2 separate regions of the Mus musculus genome follow, and region 2 is linked to region 1. The links are chromatin loops, found by intact Hi-C in ENCODE. Cell type or tissue: heart. All regions are shown on one strand.

Region 1 (8,000 bases):
GTGAACTCCCTGGGAATCCTCAGGCTCACCTCCTCCAGGAAGCCAATTTGGACTACACCCAGTTCTGTCTGCGTGGGTCCTCCTACCACTCAAATGGGCATCTGTCTCCTCCATGCATCTCTGCCTACCCTTTGGGAACTGGGGCCATGGCTGGGCTGGTTAACGGGGTCCCAGGGTAAAATAATAGTCCATTTTGAGGACACAGTGTTTATAGACACTCATCAGTCAAAAGGCTCAGCAGCAGACAGATCTGGATCTTTTGACTTCAAGCTAGATATTTTTCCTCGATGCTGGTCTCCTCCAGGGGGTGATGACCCCCGGTTATCCTCACATAAGACTGTGAAGGTCAGAGAGTGCTGGCTGTGATAACCAGCAGGACCCTAGCTTTCAAAAGTTCAACTCATTCATTAAAAATAAATGTGTGTGTGTGTGTGTGTGTGTGTGAGTGTGTGTGCTTGTGTGTTGTATCTGTTAGTTGGTATGGTCATCATGTGCATGCAGTGCCTGCAGAGGCCAGAAGAGGGCACCAGATCCTAGGGAGCTGGTGGTACAGGTGGATGTGAGCCACCTGGTATGGGTCCTGGGAACCAAATCTATGTCCTCTGCATGAGCAGTTCAGTGCTGTTAACTGCTGAGTTGTCTCCCCAGCTCATCTGTCACTAAAAACAAACACCCAACCAAGCCCCAACCTTTTTCATTATGTTTATCTCTGTGTGTGAATGTGTGCAGGTGTATCTGTGAAAGCCAGAGGTCAACCTGAGTGGGTATAGGTTCTTCCTGTCCTTCTACCGTGTAAGTCCTAGGGATAGTACTCAGACTTGATGGAAAACACTTTCATCCTCTGAGCCACCTTGCTGGCCCAACAGCGCACCCGCAAGCAGCACTCTGAGCCCACACCATGTCATCTTTCCTGCACACTCACTAGGCCACACTGGTGGGCTTTGAGCAGGTGGAACAGAGAAGGGGGGAGGGAGGGAAGAGAAAGAGAGAGTGGGAGAGGGAAAGGGAGGAAGACTGAGTTTCTATGCCTGCATCTCCTGTCCCTAAAGGAAGGTCTCTCTAAGCCATGGGGGAGAACTTTCTCTATGGAAATCTGGCATTAGTATCCATGGACCTGGAAATACACTGGACCCTGTTTAAGTGATCCTGCAGGCAGGGGTGAGGCTGGGTTGGCAGAGTTCCTGCCTAGCACATACAAAGCTCTGGGTCCATCTCCAATGCCACATAAGTCCAGCACAGTGGCACATGTCTGTAATCCCAGCACTCAGGAGGCGGAAGGAGGAAAGTCGGAAGTTCAAGGTCATCCTTGGGCCCATATATGCCTGAGTTTGATGACAGTTTGGGACACAGGAAGCCTTGTGTCAAAGAGCATTGTACACAGATGGGGATTTATGCTTGGGTCTTCCAGGGAAGGTTCTGGAACATCTTCTTCAGCATGCTTCAGTGGGGTACTGAACACTTTCCTGCCAAGGATCTGGTGCTGGCTACATAACCACCGTGGAGAGCACCCTGTACACTAGCAGCTGTGGTCATGGCAGTGGGGTGTAGCCCATGTGGAGTCATTTCTCACCACAGTACACGCTACCGCCGTCAGATAAGGGCTCTAGGTACCTTTGGCTGAGAAATGGCCATTCTGGGTTTGGTGTTTGCCAACAAAGCAGTGCCCATGATGAGGACATGCAGATCTAGGATTAACAGACTCAAGCCCTTACCCACGGTGTGCTCACCTAAGATTTGGGTGGAAAAAGAAATCAAATACAATCACAAAAAGCACCAAACAGAGTTCCGGTCAGACAAGTTGCATTTCACTAGGCAGCTGGTGTGGGGTGTGGTATACAGCTGTGAAACAGCTGGCTGCCAGGTGTAGAGCCAGCTTGACCACATGTGAGAGGTCTCCAGGTTCCAGGGCCTCTTCATCTCTGTACATAAGACCCCCATCTCAGAGCAAACTAATAAGACAACATCTGGCTGAGATTTTGATCTCTCAGCTTTGCATGTGTGGGTACCGCACACATCGTCTTAAAGTCACAAGCATCCTACTGCCTGGGTGCTGCCATCATGAGCCAGGCTTTATGTCACAGCCCTGTTGCCAGTGTTGCAGTACCTCCGGGGCTCCTGCCAGGTTAGCTCTGGCCTATCTCTAGTTCACTACTGTGTTCTCTGAGGCCAGCACTGATATGCAAGGCTCAGTGCAGGCATGTGCAATACCTGCTGATGTGCATGGCACAGCAGAGGTGTGTGCAGCACCCATCACTTGGAGCTTGGACTGGTGCTGGGTGGATGTATGTAGAGTTCCTGGAGAGGTCAAAGATGAGGGAGACACTGTGAGTCTTGGGGGATTGAGGTCAGGTCCAGGAGGACAGAGTGGAAGTAGTTCCGGGTTGGCCAGAGAGACAGAGCAATGGTGCTGATGTCATAGGGTACCCAGAAGAATGTCGTTACTTAGAGGCCACTGGGTGACGACAGTCAGGGCAAGTGTCCTTACCCACTGAGCCACCTTGTCAGTCCAATATTGAGCTTTTAGTTTTATTTTTATAGGTGTGATGGTACATGTGTCTCTTCTAAGCGCTTCGGAGGCAGAGATAGAGGCAGAGGCAGGTGGATGGATCTCTGTGAGTTTAAGGCTAGCTTGGTGTACACAGTGAGTTCTAGGCCGGCTAGGGCTGTGTAGTGAGACCCTATCTTGAAGAAAAATAAAGACAAAGAAATTGATCATGTCAATGTCACAGTCAGGAACTGGGCACTTTCCAGGGCCTGGAGCTCCCTAGGGTGTCAGAGGGGATCGGAGAAGGGATGAATTTCTTGTATCTCAAGCCCCTGCCTTGACATTGAGTCTCATAACATTCATAGGACACGGCCTTTAAACAAAAAAGTGTTTCTATTTTTGAATCCTGTTTGTTTCCTTTTTGGAAGCAAAAGATGTGACCTCTGTAACACACGGCCATTGTGACTGAAGGGTAGACCTGGTAGAGGTCCCTGCTTAGGATGGTGACTGCATTGGGCAGTCTCTTGGGGGATCTCCTGAAGAGCCAGCTAGCCCATCCTGGGGAATGAGAGGGCTGAGCTCTGTGGAGTGGAGTTGTCTGGCCTCTGGGTAGATGGTAGGATCCATCCTTCACGGACTCCTTGAGTCTCTGAAGAGCAGGTTTTAAAAGAGGGGTGGGTCTCTGCGGCGGCTGCTGAAGCTCTCCCTTTAGAAAGGAACGTCTCAGGATTGCAGGGGGACCCAGGGTCCCTGAATCCATGCCCTTCGTCAGTGCCCCACATCTTGGCATCTGTAGCTTGGTGGATGCCAGGCCCCTGCATCTTTGTGCACAGATACAGTGACCTATTTCCTGTGGCCTCTTCTCCACCCTGCCTGGGGGGCTGGGGTGGGAGGGTAGCTCTCCGGCTGCCTAGGACTCTGAGTCACAACCCCGGCGTGGAGCCCGGTGGGGATTTCCACGCGGCCTCAGTGCTGTCTTCTCCTGTTTCCTGTCAGCCTGTGATGCAGGCTGGCTGCCAGCAAGGGCCCTTGGCACTTCCGGCCCCAGTCACCAGCCTGCCTATCATCTCTGAGGACACTTTAGTCCCCTGCTCTCTTTTGTCCCTGCCTTGCCCTGGATGGGCAGCTCCTGGAAACTGTGAAGGGCTGTAGAGGGGCAGGAGGGAGAGTATGTGGGGAGGGAGAGCTGGAACAGGGGCAGCTCTGCTCAGTCAGGGGCAGCTATACTCAGGCTCTCTTATGCTGATGAGAGCATTCACGAAGGAGGCAGGACAGCAGGCCCTTGTCCATTCAGCTTCTAAGGTCACCAGAAAGACGTCTGATTTCCTTAGGTCTCCCTAAAACATCTATGACTAAACCAGAGGAAGTCTCCTTAAATATCTGCTGTTCTGGGATGAAAAATACTAAGCCCCAGAGAAGTAAGTGGATGGAGAGAGTAGCTCCTAGCTTCGATTTTAAGCCAGGATCTGTCAGGATAGTTTTGGGGAGGGAACAGGGCTTTGGGGGTTGGGTAGCTCTCTGTCCAGACCCTGCCCTGTGAAGAGGAAGCCATAAGACTGCCAGCTGTGACATTGGCATTCTACAAATCTTTTTTTTTTTTTTTCATTCCTGAATCAGGTGACAAATCCCATGAATTGGTTTTGAGGACCAAATCATGTGTTTCAGAGATCAGCCCCCACTCCTGGCATATTGTAAGGCCCATCACAGGGCAACTGTGTGACAGTGCTGCCGTCACCCCTCCCCCATTCCAGCAGTCCTGTCCTGGCACCACATCTGGTGCACAGCAGGTGCTTAGCCCCTGAATCCCAAAGTTGGGGTGATTAGGTTGGACTTACATTGAAGGTCCCTAAAGAATGGGGCTAAGTATGTTTCTGCGGTGACTCTTGGACTGCTAGAGTGGACAGACTCTTAGCAGGTCCCACCACTCGTGAGAACAGGTATGATAGGAATGTCCTCTGGTGTCCAGCAAGCCTGGGAAAGAGGAATGTGTGCTCCCCTGTCCCAGCTTTTAGGTGTACTGCAGGTACAGCTGAAGTGCTGGTTAGGCTCTCACCTTTTTTGTTTAAAGGCCGTGTCCTATGAATGAATGAAGCCAGGATCAGTGAGTGCCAGGGTGCCAGGTGCCTCAAGACTTGTTGATCTCTGCAGGGAAAACATTCACTTTATCCTGAGCCCAAGGAACAGAGGATTGATCGTCTCTGAAACAGACAAACAGATGGGCAGACAATCTATTTCCCTAGGCTGGGAGATTGCTTCATTGGTGAAGGCCCAGGATAAGGGCTTGAGTTCAGTCTCCACAATGAGGCCGGCCAAAGGCTCTTATCTATGCTGAGAACATTAGTGAATGAAATGACACAAAAAGCTGTCAGCCACCCAGCTGCCACTGAGGGAAGGCCTCCAACAGCTAATAGCCTTTCTAAAACACACACACACACACACACACACACACACACGTCTGTTGCCCACAATACCTAAAGGGAACATCCTGGAATAGATATAGACTGTGGAGTGTCATAAGTAGCTACTGAGAATTGAACCTGGGTTCTCTGGAAAAACACCATTGCTCATAACTGTGGAGCCATCTCTCCAGCCCCAGAAACTGTTTAAAAAAGAAGGTGGGTCGCTTCTGAGTAACAACACTTGGAGTTGACCTCTGGCCTCCCACCATACTCATGTGTACATGTGCATACACGTACTCATGTATACATGTACTCATGTATACACACATGCACCAGTAGGAACCACATGTGTGGTATATACATGTGTGTGTATGCACACACACAATGACTAGGGGGCGAGAGGAAGAGAGGGGAGAGAGGAGAGACGGGGACAGAGAGAGGAGAGAGAGAGGAAAGGGAGAGAGAATCTAAGAATCTAGTACCTTCAGAGAAAATGAAATCTTTGAGAAGAGATTAGATGGTACATTTTGGGAATATTTCCAGAAAAGAAAGGGACTTCTCTGTCCTTGGGAGTGTAAGATACCTTTATACCCAGTCACACCCCCTGGATAGGCTATGCCGGTCAGCAAGCAGGTCCCATAGATTGAGAGCCTTGCCTGTGTCTGCTGAAATAGAAAGTGTGAAGTTCTGCATATGATTTCAGCTTTCATGTGGCCTTGAACCCCTCACTACTGTATGCCCAAGTGAAGGCATCTGAAGAGCTGGGCAGACGTCCAAGGGCAGCCGGGAAGGCTGGTAGCCAGATGACCCTGACTTTGACAAAGGTGGGAACCCAAGCCTGGCCTTAAAGAGCCAGAAACTTCATCTTGGAAGTCTGGAAATTGAGATGGCTGGCTCCCACTGACTAGCAAGAAGCTGAGGGACAAGTCAAACCAGGAGTCGACCACTGCAAAGCACAGGTACTGTGAATTTACCCTCGTGTGCTACATCATGATGTTTGGCTAAGGAGAAGCTGTATGCATAACAGCTGTCCTCAAAGATTATAATGGAGCTGAAAAGAAGTCCCATCATTGGTTATGTTATGGCTGTCATAGCACACTCTCGAGCACACACACACATGTCAGGTGATATAGATGTGGAAACACCTGAGTCTCATGCCTGTAGAATAAAAACAGAGCACATACAATCCTACCCAGAGAATAATAGTGTTCTACCGGTTTACATATTTATTATATTTTTATTATTTTAGAACATACTTCCTAATGATTTGGAGCCTCATTTGTGAGGTTTGGGAACAGGGATGCTGGCTTCCACAGACCAGCAAGTATCTGAAACACCAATCAAGCCATGATTACAAATCAGACCACAAGCTTTTTCACTGAGGTGCACTGGAGAGCCAAACGGTGCCCACAGACGATGCCACACTGTGCTGACGGAGTCCGATACCCTGTGTTTATGCATCTCTTGGCTTTGTCATTTTCTCCTGTGTATGATGTAATCTCTGGTTGATTTGCTCATTGTAGCCTCAGGAGTCAGAGGCTATACCATATATGTGCACAGCACCCCCAAACCCCCGCCCTGACATAGAAGAGAATGCAGTGTGGCAGTAACTGAGTGTAAGTCACCTAGCCAAGCATTTCCCAGAATGCATGTCACCATGCTCTTGTGGGCACCTACTAGGGAAGCCAAGAGGGCAGAAGGGCAGAATAAAGGAAGTCAGGAGTCACCAGAAGTAAACTTGGTGAACGTCTGTGGATGGATAACTGGGCACACCTCTGTGCAACTTGCTGACCCAGCCCCTGATGCTAGACCTCCCCCCCTTCTGTTAGATGCACCTGAGCCCACGAGCTCCTGTGCCAGCCACCTACTCTTTTTCCCACTGTGTTTGCAGGAACCTTCTGTGAGGTGGCATTTCTGGATAAGCCCAAAGGGCACATGCTTTCCTCAACTAGTACGAATATGTGCCCCCCCCCCTTTATTGTCATTGGTCACACCAGACACGAGCCTGTGACCTGAGCTTCAGTCCTGCTCTTCCATCCCGTTGTAGACGGAGGCAGTCAGCGCAGGGGAACATGACCCACCACTTTCTCAGCCTTCTCGGCCCCTTTCACTTTTATAGTTCAGCAGACATCTGTGATGGCTTGCTTCCAGAGTGCGTGGTATTTATTTTTGATTTGAAATATGAAAAGCATTTTTTTAAAGACAGCTGAGTCCTCTGAGCCATGCCCAAGGGAGCAAATGGTCTGAAATGTGAGCCTTGTGCTCACTGAAGCAGGATGACAGAGGCTGCTGCCGAGCCGATTTGGGCTGGCTTAGGTCACCGCTCAGCTCAAGCGCGTTGACCAGAAGAGCAACTTGTGGGCAAGAGCTGCGGCCGAGGGGCGATTGATTCCAGCCGCTCACTTAAGTGGGAGCCCCACATGCTGGGTTCCCACAGGGTGGGACCACGGCCTGGGAACCCACACACAGGCCCAGTTAAGCAACTTGCTTGACTAAGAGTTATCTGTCTTGGCAGGGCCAGCGTGTGGGGGCGTTCGTCCCTGGGAAACAGTCTTTGATGGACAGCTGCGAGTCCCTGGGCTGCTGTTTGGGTTTCGTCTTTCCTCATTTTAGCTCTGTGCGTGCTGGTGCTCTGGTGTCAGAGTTTATGTCACTTCCTTAGAGTGAGTACAGGTAACCTTCGAGGCCTTTTGGGAGCTTAGTTCCATCTTGTCAAGGGGTGTCAAGCCAGATGTTCTTGAAGCCTTCTTTACACGTCAGGAGATTGGAGCATGAATTGTGATTCCTGCCCCTCATTTCCTCTCGAGTGGTGGGGTGTATCCAAGACACTGTGTCCGGACCCCAGACTTCTGGGCTCCAGACGGTCAACCTGTGTCAGCCATGAAAATACTATAATTTGTCATTCTGTGTTAAATGGCCACTCCCTAAAGATGACTTTTTTCCAGTCTTATCCATGGCTGTCACTCAAAACTTTAAGCAATTTCTGGCACACAGTAGGCCCTCAGGAAATAGATCTCCCTCAGCTTGTGGATAGTGTGGCTGGCTCCAGTGGTGGTGTGGCACTGGCGTGTGTGTGTGTGTGTGTGTGTGTGTGTGTGTGTGTGTGTGTGTGTGTG
Region 2 (8,000 bases), 56 kb after region 1:
TTTAAGATGGACACAGGGTGGTTGTGACACACCCAGAGCTATTAGTCCCCGGCAAACAGCCTTGATAGCGAGAAAGGCCATCTACCTGTGGGATGATCAGGAAAGGTATCCTGGAGGTGATAGGTGTCAGGAGATGGTGGGGTGAAGTTTTCGAGGGCATGTACCGGAAAGGACAGTGTGACGAGGGTGGGACATTGGGTGTGCTGGATAGGGGAGCCATGTAAAAGACAAGGAGATATTTAAAAGGCATCCTGGGCTCAGGCCTTGGATCAGTGTGATAGTTCTGGGTTTATTCTGTAGAGCCGAGGTCTTTCTGGGGGTGTCCCCTGGACCCCTGAGAACTGCCAGGCTGGAACTCCCCTACTCCCAAGGCATAAAGCCAATGCACTCCTCATACAGTATGTGGCCTGTGTCCAGCCGGCTATTGCCTGGGACACATTGTAGCTCCTCGACCGTTTTGCTGCTGAGAAGATGACAGTGGGCTGTGGGCGGGGCCAGCCAGATTGTAGAAAATCTCAGCTGGGAGTAGAGCTTTGTTTGGGCAGCTTCTGTGGTTTCATTTACAAAGCACATTCACATCGCTGGGTTCACTCAACTGTAGCGATCCCTGTGGCTCTAAGAAAAGGCTAGGGAGAGAAGTTCTGAGAGTGAGCAGCTTCTCAAAAGACCCAGAGTTTTGAGGAAGCCAAAGCAGGGCTGCGCCATGGAGGACTCTGGCTGACTAGCCTGGTGTTCAGTCTGTTGGCTCAGCTGAGGCTGCAGTCCCAGAGGGGCTTATGGACCACGCTTTGTTTTACCTCCCTCCTCCAGGAGCAGGCAGGGGTGGAGGTGGAAGCTAGGTGGTATATTCTCAGCTTGCTGCCTTACCCCCTCCACCTTCACAGCTGGTGACGGCTAAACTGGCCCTGGTAGTGTCCTGTTAGCTCAGAGACTGTTAGGGCTCTGATAACCAAGCCTAGCTTCCCCCACCCCCAAAGGAGATGGTGAGTCAAGAGAAGCAGAACAGAGTCACACAGCAAATGGGGTCTCTGCTAGTCCACCGGCTACTGGACACGGACTCTGGCCTTTATCTTCTGGGTCATGCAATCCTGGCACTTGGATAGCAAGACTTCAAACAGGTTTATTTTCAGTGTTATTAGTGCCTGTCTCTAGCTATACTATGGAGAATTTAGATACACTTTGTTGTTAATGTCACCTCAGACCAAGCCTGTATCCGGAGGCTACCATGTGACCCAGCTATCTTCCCCAGCCCGAGCATGAGACAGGGCTATCTGGTGGAAGGTGCTCTGACCCTCTGCAGAGCATCCCTATGTTAGCAGGTCCCATGCCCACCTCATTGCCATATGCCCTGCTACTGTAGCAATGCAGGAGCACCTGTCCCCAGGTGGCTACCACACAAGGTATTGGAAACCAAGCTCAGGTGCCCTGCCTCTCTGAAGCCTAGGGTTCTGCCTCAGCCTCTCCAGGCCATACCTGTATCACCTGAGCCCACTTCCAAGCTTCCTTCTTGGCATCCCAGCATCTGGAGGTGGCTCCTATAGGCCGGCCTGTAGCATCCCTTGCACATGCATCTCCCTGCTAAGGGTGTGCAGATCAAGTGTAGTAATAGAGAAGGCCTATCCTTGCATGGTGATGAGCTCAGAGCAGATAGCCACTGGGTGGGACCGTAGTATGCCACTTGAGGTGTGTGAATCCAACTGTTCGGGTGGTCCTGGGATTGGCTTATCTGACTTGTCTATGGTTGGCAGGCTGCAACCTGAAGATCTTCAACAACCAGGAATTTGCTGCCCTCCTAGCTCAGTCTGTCAACCAGGGCTTTGAGGCTGTCTACCAGCTGACGCGCATGTGCACCATCCGTATGAGCTTCGTCAAAGGCTGGGGAGCAGAGTACAGGTCAGTGCCTAAGCTGCCTTTAGTGGTGGTAGAGGGAGCCAGCTCTAGGCAAGGCATGACAGCCAAGGATAGCGTCACAGCCTTAGTCTAGTGCTCAGCAGCTCTCAAGCACCATCAGCATTTCTAGGCCCACTGTGGGGACGCTGGCATTATTCTTGTAGAGATATGGAGGCTAAAAGCTTATGGAGAGTCAGGTGGAAAAGACAGGTCCAGACTTGGCCTCTCCTGGGCTGCTGTGTCCTCAATTTCCTTGGGATGGATTCTCAGGATGACTGTCTTCCCTGACAAGGAAGGAGATTTGAGTGTTTTATAGAGAACAGCTAATTCATGTATATATTTTCATTTAAAGAATGCCAGTTAGCACTTTAAACATGGCACCAGTAATAGCAAGGTCTACCTGGTCTGCTTGGTTGAGGCCCCTCAGGCTGTCTAGACTCAGTTTAATGAGAAGGCAGTCTCCTTTTCCCATGCTGGACAGGAGAGGTCTGGGAGGCAGGGCCACATGCCCTTCTGCTCCATGCCTCCTCCCTGGCCCCCAGAGTGGAGCCGCACAGAGGTACCCACACGTCAGCTGCAGCCAGCGCCTTGCAAGTTCCTCGCCCCTTCTCTTCATTTTTCCAGATGTTTGGAATCGGTTTTGTTTTGCAGTCATTCTGCACCCCAGCCAAACCCATTTCAATATTGGCTCCGGGCCACCGTTTGTAATGAAACCCCGATGAGCATGACTTATGGAAAGTCAGATTCTCAGCAGAGGACGGAGGTCTGTAAAATCTAACCTCGCTGTCTAGGTTTCAGAGCTGTTGCTCTTTCACGGATGCCCCATGGTGCCAGTGAGCAAAGTACCCTGGGCCTTTGAATCTGAGATCCAGGGAGGGTCACCAACAGCTCAGACTGCAGAATAACTCCCAGCCATGCTGTGGTGACCCGGCCCAAAGGTCTGGCTGGGCAGATGCCTGAGCCAACCTTTTAGCCCAGGATTTAGATCATTTAGGGAATCAGAGTGAAAGGTTAGAAAATTAATTCTTTAACGCACAAACCCCGAAGGAAAAGAACTGGGAGGCCTGCTTGCCTTCAGGCAGGGGGCCCAGGCTGTGAACCTCCCGAACTGTTCAAGCAAAGCACTTGAGGCTTGAGGGAGGGTTAGCCTCGGGATGATGGCCCCAAAAGTGGTACAGCACCAGGGCCGCCCATCTTCAAAGATTGGCAGAAGCCCCTCTCTAGGGCACTGTATCACCACGGAGGAAACCCTGCCAGCACACCCCGTCCTACCCGGCTTACTGCGTCACTGCCGCCTGGCAGCATAGCACGGCAGGCAGCCTAGTGGCGGGTGCGGCCCCTTCCCAGAACAGCCATGCCCTCCTGCATTGTGGGCCAAACAGAGTAAGGTTTCAGGCTGGTTCTTTAAAGCAGCTGTAAGCGGGCCTGCAGCCTAGGCCTCACCTCCAGCTGGCACCCGTATGTCGCCACAGCAGATAGCCTTTGCTCGGTGGAGGCTTCTGGGAGCTTGCCTGTGAGCTGCGTCACCAAGCAGTCTGAATTTAGACAAAGTGCTTTGAGGGAAAAGAAATGTGTGGTGTGCCTTGGTTTTTCCAGTAATTGTTCCCCGGCTAGCTCTGCTGGTAATATTTTCCAAAATAAGCCGTAGATGGGATTATAGCAGCACCCTGGGACTTGAAGCATGTGGCCCTGTCAGTGCTTTGTAAAACGCCCTCCATCAGACAGGCATGTCATGACAGCTGCGGGGCTGGCCCAAATCTGGAAGGGGGCTGCAGGCACCTACCCAGTGGCTAAGCTAGGAACCAGGGAGACCTTAACTCAGGCAGGAGGTTCTACATGGGGGCTTCTCCCGGTTCCTGGAAACCGACCTTCTTTAAATCTTTGAGGTCCTCTCCCTCCAGCAGAACCCGACTTACACAAAGCCCTCCCAGGAGGACTGGTCTGGTTCAGCCACATTTGCTAGTACCACCTCTAGGCACTATTTACCTATCTAGCACAAAGAGAGATCTCTGTCTCGGGGTAGCAGAAAGCAGTGTGGTAACTCAACTTGTGTGTGTCCTCAACATTTTAATCTCTCACCTCTTCCCTCTTCTTCCAGGAGACAGACAGTGACCAGCACCCCCTGCTGGATTGAGCTACACCTGAATGGACCCTTGCAGTGGCTTGACAAGGTCCTCACCCAGATGGGTTCCCCGAGCATCCGCTGTTCCAGTGTGTCTTAGAGACACTAGGAGTAAAGGGAGCGGGTTGGGGAGGGCGGGCTTGGGGAAAATGACCTTGGAAGAGAACTCCATCCAACTTGGTCTTGTCAAAGAACACCGATTCCACTCAACTAAGGCACCAGCCTGTTTCTGAGACCACAGAAGAAAACCCCAGGGATGGATTTATGAACAGCTGTGTCTGCTACATACACGTGCCCCTGTCTGAAGGCCAAGTGATGGCTTCTGTTCTGGTGGCTTGAACTAACAGGTGGTGTATCGCCACCTGACTCCTTGTTTAATGACAGAGGTCTGGGATGTCACAGTCCAAAAGGAAAGTGCCTTTCTCCATGGCTGGAGTATGGAGTTTACCTTTGGAGAAGTTGTAATGGAGCATGCCCTGTCCCACCACTCTCAGAGAGGGTGTACCTGTCAAACTGGATGGCCTACATAGGTACTCCCCCCTACCCCTAGGATGCAGAGAGACGGGAACACGCCGGAGGGTAGAGCTGGGGAGAACCCATTCTTCCTTGGAAGGATCCGCTGAAGGTCAGCGTATAGGTGATGTACAGTTCCTAATATCACATCAGTCTCAGAGTGTTCACAGGAAGCAGCAAGGGCACTCGTGGAGTATGTGTCCTGGGTGAGGTGGCACCACACCGAATGAATGCATCTCTGGGAGCTGGCACCACAACCCTGATGTATAGGCTGTGTTGGTTTATGGAGACAAGTTGCATCAATGAATTCACCTAGCATAGGCTCTTTGAAATGTCCTCTGTTTGATAAAAAACAATCCTGGGTACGTATGTTGGCTGGAAAACCACAATGGACCCTGCCACTGCTTCTTGCCCTGAGGTTTGGAAGCTGAGAGTTATAGAAGCCAATTCACCAGGAGGTAAGACATCCCAGGCTGACATGGGCAAATGAAAAGGGCTATTAAAATTTTTTTACACCTTGGAAAATTGCAGGCTTGGTGCAGAGCGCTCTGTCATCTTCACCCTGGGATGTAGGATTACCTAGCTATGGTAAAGGATTGCCACAGCAAACTGTGACACTGTGTAATGAGCACTGTTCCCAGCGGCAATTACAGAGAAAACGAGTGTAAATTATTTCAACTGGAAAAAAGTCCCTTTCTTGGCTGTTTTAGAACAGGGTACACAGGATCGCCACCTGCAACTGGTACTCGCTTCTTGGCTGCTGCTTCTGTTGTGAAAAGACGAGCCCATGTTTCTGCATGGATTTCCCATGGAAGTCCTGTCCTGCTACAGAGGGGAAGAAAGTGTACCCTCCAATGTGATAAATCTTCTGATGCCCCCAGACTCTTGGAGCACATCCTGGTGCCCCTCCTGCAGGAGCCTGTGGCATATTTCCAGCTGGGCATGCTGATCCTCCTTGAGACACAGATGCCTGTGTGAGTCTCCGTTGATACAATTCTGAACCCCTCAGGTTCTCTGAAAGGGCACAGACCATGGGCGTGAACATTGTGCCGTACCTGAGATGGTCTGTGGACTGCTGCTTCAGACACACGAGTCCTCGGAACTGCCTGGCTGCCTGTCACGCATGCTCTGAGTCAGAACACACCAACGCTCTGCTGTGGCTCCTAGGGAAGCATTCATGGTCCTCTGTTATCAGCAGGGGTTTATGTCACTTGCTGTCCGGTTTCCTAGGGGCTTCCTGTGCCCCTTCCCCAGCTATCCTCCAGGTGGCTAGGGACAGTCTATTCTGCTGCAACTGGAAAGTAGAGGGAACCGGCACTGCTCAGAGCAGATGGCGGCTTCTGGAGGCACACAGTGGGAGTACACCCCTTCATGTTATTGGCCAGTTGCTGGAGAATGCTGTAGGAGAAAATTCTAGGCAGGTCTACTCTTGGCATCCCTGAGAGTCAAAGGCTTGGAGTCTAGGAAAGGTCACACCATGATGGAGAACACAGGTCATTTGGGTACGTGTAATCAAAGTGCCCTCCCAAATCAGTTCTCCTTTTCGTATGAACAGCATCTCTACTTTTAAAGAGGAGTTGAGGATCGAGAAGATGACAGTGCAGCAGTGGGTGTGGCCTGACTACATGTGCTGTTCCAGCCCTGGGTGCCCACTGACACCGACCCCCAGGCAGAGGCCTTTGTCTTCAGCACTCCTGAGAAGTTGGCTCTTTACCCCTTCTCCTCTGCTGCCCCTCCTTCCTGCTGGTTCAGGTAGCCCCAGCCACGTGGGTTAGAGTCCTGTGCTGGCCTGCCATGGCAGCTGGCTACCTTCCAGACCAACTGTAGAGATACCTGGCATTTTGAAGAAAGCCTAGACTGGAGAGCAGGGCCTCTCTTGGGAAGGACACAAGGCGGGCAAGGCTGCTGGCAGACTTCTCCACTGACCTGAGTGTGCTTTTTTTTTCCCCTAAATGTATTGCATCAAGCCTCAGTGCTTATGGAGTGCAGTGGTCTTCATCTTCCCCAACTTGCTTCTCAGAGCTGGGATGTATTCCAGAGCCTGATGTTTTTATTCAAACCACAGAAAAGTTTTCTTTAAGTAGCCTGTGCAGTCATGCATGTGCCTGAGTTGTCTGGAGCAGAGGCAAACATCTGACTTCATTCTTAGCCCCAAGCTGCCATTTCTGAGTCCTTGAGAGGCTGAGAAGGCTCTAGCTTTGTACTGTATTCTTACTGTGTGACTAGATGCGTGAGCGCTTTACATTAGAAGGAACCTGGTTAGAGCTCGCTCCTCCTGTCTTTGTGTGGCATTTGTGTTCCATTACCGGCCCCTTTAAGTAACGGCCTTCACAGCACCTTCCCAGTGGGTAGAAAGCCACACACCAGGATGTGGGTCAACCATGAAGATGTGGCATTGCAGACGGGGGAACATGTGGATGCATGGCTATCGCCCTGAACAGTCCCTGCAGCTACTTGTGTTAACACAGAACTGATGTTTAGCATTCTGCCGCTTTCGTATTTATGTAACAATTCCTTAAAGCCATTCAAATGGCTAACTATTTAATTTCTTTAGGACAGTTGTAAAGGTCTCTCTCCTGAGGACAATGACTTGGAAGAACTGGGGCACAGCCAGTCCCAGACACTGGTGGAGGCTGCAGTGACTTTTTTTGGCTCAAGATCCACAAGCATTAGAGTAGACTGGGCCAACAAGTCAACAAGTGGTGGCGTGTGCAAACGGGCTGCCCTAGTCAAGCCCAGTCCCTTCAACAGTATGTCTGATGCACCACAGGCCCTCCCTACTGGAAGTGGGAACTTCAAATGGAAATTGGAGCCATCTTTTATCCCAGAAGCCTTTGCTGCTGCCAGGGCAAGTGGGCTGGTGTGGACTCTTGTTTAGGAGGCTGAGGTTCTTGTCACTCCTTAGCCAGCCAGGCCTTTAGTGTCTTTGTAAAAAGCATGTATTTATAGTGTTTTAGATTTTTCTAACTTTTGTATCTTACAGCATTGTACCCCATTGTTAAAGAGCCGTGTCCCCTCTTCTTATAAACGCCCTTCTAATAAACTTTTCACCGTAAAGCTCCTGAGACAGGAGCACAGTCTGATTCCCTGCTGCTGTCTCTGGGGAAAGGGATTTACAAGGGGACCCCAGCAGGTCCTGGGGGCTTCAGAGCTCAGCAGGTGCTGATACCACAACACTGAAGTAATACCTGCCCTTAACAAGGGTACCCTATAGGACGCCCTGGGTTCCCCAGATATGGTGCTAGTCAGAGACACATACTGGAATGCCCCTGTTCATTCCACCTGTACACCAAGGCTATTCCCCTGCCTCCAGCCCCTGCCCCGCAGGGCCTTCCCTCACAGTCCTCTGCCGTGCTGTCACTGTCTCACATTGCCACTCTCTTTCCAGAGACACAGAAAAATTACAAGTCGTGCCTGTGATGCCATTCTGAATTCCAAATTCAAAATGAGATCTGAAATGCATGTCAACCTCAGG

The links. Peaks named below come from ENCODE experiments on the same cell type or tissue, not always from the same donor. Only the 100,000 strongest peaks of a DNase experiment are listed, where the experiment ranks them.
Region 2: a loop joins it to region 1, with 2.7 times the contacts of the local background. A loop is called at or near these places in 11 of 42 quality-filtered maps.

What each region holds. Positions count from the first base shown.
Region 1 is chr9:63,701,998-63,709,997 of GRCm38, reverse strand. All of the region lies in intron 1 of Smad3 (SMAD family member 3), which reads left to right. Among named protein-coding and RNA genes, the nearest start is that of Gm51710, 26 kb to the left of the region's middle. In heart, a CTCF peak has its summit at 541 (motif pointing right); DNase peaks (open chromatin) are centred at 2,097, 3,467, 4,877 and 7,267; H3K4me3 peaks cover 389 bases; H3K27ac peaks cover 3,610 bases.
Region 2 is chr9:63,646,374-63,654,373 of GRCm38, reverse strand. It overlaps Smad3 (SMAD family member 3), which reads left to right. Exons shown (of 9, transcript NM_016769.4): 8 at 1,749-1,893; 9 at 3,989-7,607. The coding sequence ends at 4,112. Among named protein-coding and RNA genes, the nearest start is that of Aagab, 48 kb to the right of the region's middle. In heart, a CTCF peak has its summit at 4,019 (motif pointing left); DNase peaks (open chromatin) are centred at 469, 2,553, 3,313, 4,023 and 1 weaker place.